3 separate regions of the Homo sapiens genome follow, and regions 1 and 3 are each linked to region 2. The links are chromatin loops, found by intact Hi-C in ENCODE. Cell type or tissue: prostate gland. All regions are shown on one strand. Region 1 overlaps LOC124903162. Region 2 has its middle 16 kb from the start of LINC00548. Region 3 overlaps LOC124903162.

What was found. Hi-C counts contacts between places; a loop is a spot of excess contacts. Peaks named below come from ENCODE experiments on the same cell type or tissue, not always from the same donor. Only the 100,000 strongest peaks of a DNase experiment are listed, where the experiment ranks them.
Region 1: it touches region 2 in a loop (2.2-fold over the local background); 2 of 110 quality-filtered maps call a loop at or near these places.
Region 3: it touches region 2 in a loop (7-fold over the local background); 7 of 110 quality-filtered maps call a loop at or near these places.

What each region holds. Positions count from the first base shown.
Region 1 is chr13:40,148,650-40,151,149 of GRCh38, reverse strand. The region is part of intron 1 of LOC124903162; the gene reads left to right. Among named protein-coding and RNA genes, the nearest start is that of LINC00332, 32 kb to the left of the region's middle. In prostate gland, no CTCF peak of the experiment used is centred here; a DNase peak (open chromatin) is centred at 1,416; H3K27ac peaks cover 1,083 bases.
Region 2 is chr13:40,235,003-40,237,502 of GRCh38, reverse strand. No RefSeq gene overlaps it. Among named protein-coding and RNA genes, the nearest start is that of LINC00548, 16 kb to the right of the region's middle. In prostate gland, no CTCF peak of the experiment used is centred here; DNase peaks (open chromatin) are centred at 552 and 1,072; H3K27ac peaks cover 2,232 bases.
Region 3 is chr13:40,177,805-40,180,304 of GRCh38, reverse strand. All of the region lies in intron 1 of LOC124903162, which reads left to right. Among named protein-coding and RNA genes, the nearest start is that of LINC00332, 2.8 kb to the left of the region's middle. In prostate gland, no CTCF peak of the experiment used is centred here; no DNase peak of the experiment used is centred here.

The DNA of each region.
Region 1 (2,500 bases), 86 kb after region 2:
CTTGATGGGAGCTATAAGGATGTGTGGTCCTGGAAGTATAGCTCTGGCCCCAGCGAAGTGGAAAAGCTCATAAGAACTGTGACAACACACCGGCAGAGCTGTGATGGGAGTCAGTGCAGGTCCCGACGGGGTTCCTCCAGCCACCCCACCCCCACCCTTCCCAGTCACATAAGCCAATTAACTCCTTCTTTCATTCAAATTCATTTCAGTTGGCTTACAGTTACTTGACTAATCTTGTCCAGCCCCTTTAGAATCCCAGTCCTTGGTCATCCATACTTAAAAATACCATCTTCTCCAGAAGGAACCCAACAGGCACATATATTCTCTTGGCACATTAGCAGAAATTATTCTCTCAGATAACCTGGTTGTCACGGAGTGATGACAGAGCCCAAAGGAAATGGTGCACACCATAGGAAGATCTGGTAGAAGACAGGTAAAGGAAAAGACCTGGGTCATGGGGGAAACAGAGGAGGGAGGGTGGAAGGAAGGTGTAATGTTGAGTGAATGAATGTTGCGGGTAGAAACAAACCATTACAGCCCTAGACATCGAGAGAAAAATGGAGGTTAAAAAAAGAGAGGGGAGGTCAGGTGCAGTGCCTCATGCCTGTAATCCCAGCACTTTGGGAGGCCAAGGTGGGTGGATTACCTGAGGTCAGGAGTTTGAGACCAGCCTGACCAAGATAGTGAAACTCTGTCTCTACTGAAAATACAAACAAATTAGCCAGGTGTGGTGGTAGGCACCTGTAATCCCAGCTACTTGGGAGGCTGAGGCAGGAGAATCGCTTGAACCCGGGAGGCAGAGGTTGTGGTGAGCTGAGATCACGCCACTGCACTCCAGCCTGGGTGACAGAGAGAGACTCTGTCTCAAAAAAAAAAAAAAAAAAAAAGGGGAGGTGGCAGCTTCTCAATTCTACCTCATGCCTCTCCACTCCTACTAGGGTTTTCAGTTATTCTTGACTCTCATAAATCTCGATAATGTATTCCAATCACAGTTCCTGGAGCAGGTGGGTCAGCAGTGGGCCCATCCTAGGGGAGGGAGTCCACCTATTCCTGGATGTGCTCCGTGAGCTGCTGGGAGTGGGCACGGACAGAGTGCCCACAGCTTTCTGGAACATCCCACGGTAGAAAAAGGAGAGCCACAGAAAAGCAACACAAAACAATCTCCTCGTGCAGTTTGCTTATTGTTGGAGTTTGAAATTCTGCCAAGTGCTCATACTTCTTTGTTGTCAGCAGTTTAGTTTGAGACAATAGAGAAAACAGCTCTTTTGGCTTCTACCTAAACTTTAGCAGAGAAAAGAACAGCTTCAGAAGTTGAACTCAAATGGTCTTCTTACCTTATTTGCCCTGACCCTGAGTTGCACTGTGCTAGCAAAGAATGGAGAACATGGGGCCTGGAAATGCTGTGTTTATGAGACGAGGCTTGGGCTCACACATTCTCTGAGTCACAGCCTCTGGAGTTGGTGGTGATTAAGTAGGGATGTGGGAGGGAAGCACTGTGCCAACTTGAGAACCCCCTTTTTGGACTCAGCATTTTAACCAAACTTGAAAACTCAAATCTTTCAGCTTTAGGAGTTTATTTTCTCTTGGAAAATATCTGGATCCTTTTTATTTTCTGTACGAGGGAAGGAAAAGGCCAAGAATAAAGATGACAGGTTTATTTGGACATAAAATCATTGTTGGACAACTGTTTTTTGCTGAGTTAAGTGTCAAAAATGTCTGTAATTTACAGAATAAATTTTCCTGAAATTACACAGGGGGTGGTTAATTGACAGCAAACTGCTTGAGCTGTTTGGCTGTGGCACTGTTGTCCTTTCAGAGAACTTGGGTCCCTCCCTTCCAGTCCAGAGCTTCTGGGGCAGAATATTTATTTTGAGCACCAGGGTCTGACCCACACCTGCTCAAATCTTCAGTTCCCAGCTTTGCCTAAATGCCCTCATTTCTGAGCAACCATGAGGCTAGCTTCTAGTTTGTTTGTAAGATCTGCAGGCATCCATTTTGATGGTGTCATTGATAATTTTGTATGTGAATCTCAAAAACACTTGTAAAGAATTTGAGTTTTCTATGGCCTGGAGGGGAGGGAAGTTGTATCCTCCCTATTTAGTAAAGATGACTGACAGCTTTCCTGTATATGGCAGGCTGTCTGTCGATTGGTGGCTTTACATCTTAGAGGAGGGCTCTCTGGAGTTTTCCATTCCTATATCTATGGGTTCTGACCCATGGCTGTCTCACTTCCCTGTTTTCTGGCTGGTTTGGCAGAGATGCCTTATTACATGGGTCCTATCTGGAGGCCCAGAACAGCCTATGAAATTTTATGTCACTGCAGAAAATGGCTTCTTTCAAAATAACATTTTACATAGCCTGGCTTTCTTAATTAATGTGCTGTGGGGAGTTTTCTTAACTCTTACTTGTTCATTGGCTTTCTTGTGCTGGTGTAAGGACTCTACATCATCATTAATTGACATTAATGACATTACTTGACATTTAGGTAGCACCAGATCCA
Region 2 (2,500 bases):
AAATAGTTTCCAAGGGATTCCAGTGGACAGCCAAGGATGAGGCCCCAGAAGATTGATCACTCTTTAAGGAAGGTCCACACCTTCCACTGTCTTCCTAAGACTTCATCATACAAATCTCTGCATGATGTGCATGTCTGACTCTTGTGACCACCAGAACAAATTTCATGATTTCATGAAGGCTTTTATTCTGGTCACAAAGCTGAGTGGCTCTGTGGTCTGCAGCATTGGGCATTAGGGAGTTCTGATCTGGTAAGAAAAATTTCAGATTTTACATTTGAAAATTATGAATATGGGAAAGAGGATTCATTTTTTTTTTCTGGGTAAAAGAAGCTCCGTCTTGGGTTGATAGGTGCAGCAAACCACCATGGCACACGTATACCTATATAACAAACCTGCACGTTCGGCACATGTATCCCAGAACTTAAAGTAAAATAAAACAAAAAAGAAACTCCATCTCGAGAATGGCTCCTCTGAGGAGACTGAAGCAGCCCTGGTACTTTGTGTGCTGAGAAATAACCTGGAGTTGAGAAATGTACCAGACTCCAGAAGCACCCGCCTCAATTTGGCCAGGAAAGTGCAGTCACTGGATGTCTGAGATATTACGCAGTGACATGAATGTGAGGCACGAGTGCTACATGGAAATTATTTCTTCCTTAGGGTTGGATGTTGAATATTCTCCTGGGCCTCTGGGAACTTGTGCTCCTATGGGGTGCATGTGGCAGCACGTGGAGCCCCACAAAACCCCACTGGATGGAGGTAGCATCACGACCAGTAATCCTTGCCCGAGGGCATTTCAGCAGCATGATTCCTCCTCACAAACTGCTTCAATACATTTTATTTTAAGATGATTTAGTTGTTAAGAATTGAGTGCATGTCTCTCTACGTTGTCCCGATGGAGTTAAGCCTGGGTGGATGCCCTTTGGATCCCCAACTTTTCTCACTTCTGGTTCTGAACTGCTGAACCCAGAGATGTTTGCCTTTCCGTGGCAGGATGACATCAGCGAGGAGGCAGTTCCTCGGCCGAGGGAGCCAAGTCCTCAGACACCATCTCGGAAGCAGGACAAGTACATTTTGTTTCTGCGATTCAACCCAGAGAACTGCTTGGTCCCTGAAGCCTGTGCCAAATGTGTTTGCGCAACCTCAGCGGCGGCTTCCAAAACGTAGTTCAAGAATTTGCCAAGGGTGTCATTTCTTTTGGGAGTGAGGATACATGGATGGCATGACTCGTGCTGGCCAGACATGAGTGAATTGGAGGCTCAAACCTCAGAAAGGGTTAGGGTCCAAAGTGACAATCTTCCTGGCTAGACTAGACATGAGACATTGCTCCAATACTCACCCCAGTGGGGACACACAGCTGTGGAGAACATTGAGATCAAGTTGGCCGGGGCATGGTGCCATCTTGTTTTGGCTAGGGGCATGCTAATGCAGTGGAAAGGAGCAAGAAAAGCTACCAATTTGGCTGCGACTCCTGGACATTTGCTCTGCATTCTTGAATCCTCCTGGTCAAAGAGAATTTCCTTGCAAGTCCTTACACTCCAGGCAATGGTATAAGAACACACACACACACACACACACACACACACACACACACACACCAGAGTTTAAACCTTTTAGGAGATAAAACTCATCTATTGCATGTGTGTCCACATACATGTGCTACCACTAGGAGAAATACAGGACTACAAAAAGTGTGCACATATAAATGACCAACATTTTAAAGGCTAAAATGGTATCTTTCAAAGGCCAATTTTATAATAAACTCTTAAACTTTGTAGTATTTTACAGTTTATAGAACAACTTCACATCTCATCTGATCAGCCTTACAACTTTGTGTATGTATTAGTTTTTTCTCTATTTTAACATCTGAGGAAATTAAAGATCAGAGAGGTTAAGTGACTTGCTCAAGATTGCACAGCAATTAAGTTCCAAAATCAGGGTGAAAAACATGGCTCCTCCCCATCTAACCTCTCTGCCACATTGGCTCTCTAGTCTTGATGTTAGAAAGACTGAAGGCCAATAGGCATGTGACTCATCTATTTATAGGACTAGATGCCAGGACCTGATACCTCGAAGTGTGGTCTGAGGGCCGGCAGCAACATCCGCTTCACCTGGAAGTCATTTAGAAATGCAGAATCTCAGGCCCACCCCAGACCTTCTGATTTTTAATCCGCATGTTTACAGAATCGCCTCTGGTGATTCATGGGTTTAGTCAAGTTTGGGTCACCCTGGAGGAGGGAGCTAGGGTTTCAGTCTCATTTCTGCCACACTCGAGAGCCCCTAAGGGCCAGAACTGCATAATCTGGGGAACTAAGAAAATGATTATGCCAGGATCCCATGCCTGCAGTTCTACCTCTGGAATGGGAGTTGGATTAACTTGCTTAGAAAACTCTCCTGGTGGTTCTCATATGCAGCCAGACTTGAGAACCATGTGAATGGATCATCTCTGAGGTTTCTTCCCATCTTTTCTGAGTCTGTGAGCCTGGTCTTTAGGGAATGGGCC
Region 3 (2,500 bases), 57 kb after region 2:
AGGGTCGAGGTGGTTAACAGCTACTGAAGAAGGGGGTGTGTGTTTGAGAGAAGCAGACAGAGATTTGTGATATTTTCCAGGCTGCAGGTACCAGATCTATGCCCTACTGAGTTCCATATGCTTTACCCAGGAACTACCATCTCAGAGGCAGTGAGAGAATTAAAATCTCTGGGCTCTGACTGTCAGATTCCATGTGTTCAGGAGTCAAAGCTTCATCTGGAGCTGGAACAACTTCTCTGGTTCAAAGTCTGCAGTGCACCTGCAGATTTCCCATTAAATTGCCTGCTGAATCAGGAATAATGATTCTCAGGGGGAAGAGATATTATTTGCATTTGAATTAATGTTGACTTTGGAGTCACAGATTCCTCATCAAGAAGGATTTAGAGCAATTGCTGATATCCTGGGGATCTGTGACCAGCTCATTATTTTCATCTCACAGGGTAGTACTAGAATTTTTAATTTTTTTTCAAGTCTTCTTTCGAAAGTTTGGCTCTCTTTATCCCCATGATCATAATTATAATAATTTTGAAACATCAGTCTGCTCAGATATCAAGGTGTTGAACGGATAATTTCACTTTAATGAATTTGTCTCATATGGGCTTATTTTCCACATCTGTCCTAAGCTGAATAGCTAACTGGTTAATATGAGAACTGTTCCGTCTCATTAGCTTCTCCCTGTTGATTTCCTTGAGGTGGAACTGATGCATTGCCAGTTGCAAGCTCTGTCAGCTCTTTCCTTTTAGGCAAAGCACACATCTAAATTCTATTCTAAGGCACTGATGCCAACTAAGAAGAATAAAAAATGAAATAGTTTGATCATCCAGATAAACTGCAGGATTCTATATACCCAGTGGCTTCTGAGAGATTAGCAAGTACTTGTTACAAACGTCATAAACCCTTGTACCTGAGGCCGTGGTGGGTAAATTGTACAAGTAAGGCCACAAAGCCCTGGCAGGGATGGGTGTGGGCTGAGGAGTAGAGAGTGAGAAAGAGGTTTGACTGGTGAACTCCAGAAGGGAGAGGACAGAGAAAAAGAAGGAAACAGAGTGGCAGTGGACCCAGGAGGCCTTGGTGAAGGTCTTGAGTTGGAGTATAAAATCTCCAACCTTTCAGCACTTTGAGAGGCCGAGGCAGATGGATCACCTGAGGTCAGGAGTTCAAGACCAGCCTGGCTAACGTGGTGAAACCCTGTCTCTACTAAAAATACAAAAAATTAGCCGGGCATGGTGGCAGGCGCCTGTAATCCCAGCTACTCAGGAGGCTGATGCAGAAGAATTGCTTGAATGTGGGAGGCAGAGGTTGCAGTGAGCCGAGATCACACCGTTGCACTCCAGCCTGGGCAACAAGAGCAAAACTCTGTCTAAAAACTCTGTCTTGATTGTTCCAGTAGCTAGGAGGGTATTTTGGGAAGGAGTTTAAGGTGAATGAAACTGTTAGTGGATTACTTAGCCTCCTGGAGAGAGAGGGGTGGTGCCTCCTTCATGGGGCCCTAAGTTCAGCTAAGATGGATAAATAATCAGTTAGGATGCTCTGTCTCTAAGTGAGATGATGACAAACAAGAAAGAGGTGGATCACCTCTCACAGCAAGAACCAGAGTGCACTTAAGGACTAGATCATTCCATGACTCTGTTCACAAGGACCCAGGTTCTTTCTGTCGTTCTGCTCTGATGTCCTTGGCAGTGTTTTCATTCTCAAGCTTGTTCTCCTCTAGGCCGTATGATGACTCCCAGAAAAGGTCAGGGCTGCACGCTTCCTTGCTCACTTTCCTAGGGCAGGGGAAGGGGAGACCCTCTCTGCATTCATGGGAGAAAAATTCTTCATTTAGAGTCTGATTGGGCCAATTTGACCAAGAGACAGAGAAAGAATGAAGCACATACGAGGCCTTGTGCCAGAATCCTTGTGCATCTTCCTTCCTGTCAAGTAGCAATGTGTATGACATGCTGTAGGGTGTGCCTGTGTGGCTCTCCCTGCACCCACCAAGTTGTTCCAGCTATGAAGTAAACAAAAGCGACACCGCAGCCAGCAGGAAACGAGCCGCCAGGCCATTCCAGAGACACTTGAAACTCCTGATGAGGCATAAAGAGTTAAGCAAGTTTGAGGGCTTCCTTGTGAGGGGAAATGGAAGACAGTGAAAAGGATGGAACATACTAGTTTAGTGGTAAGGAGGCCACTTACTGAGTTTAATGCCAGTCCAACTTAAAACTAGAGCAGCTTCTCAACCTCAGTACTGTGCTACTCATGGACGTTTCTCCATCGTGGAAGGCTGTCCATGATGGAGAAACACGTTGAAGGATGTGTAGCAGCATCCTTGGTCTCTACCCACTAGATGCCAGTAGTATCCCTCCTCCCCCAGTGTGACAACCAAAAACATCTCCAGAACATTGCCAATGTGCCCTGGTGACATTTTTGTGCCCTCATTGAGAACCACTGCCTTAGAGTGAGGCAGGAACTCAAGTGGTCAGGAATTATGGGTTTGGTTAGATGCTTCTCTCTAAAATGT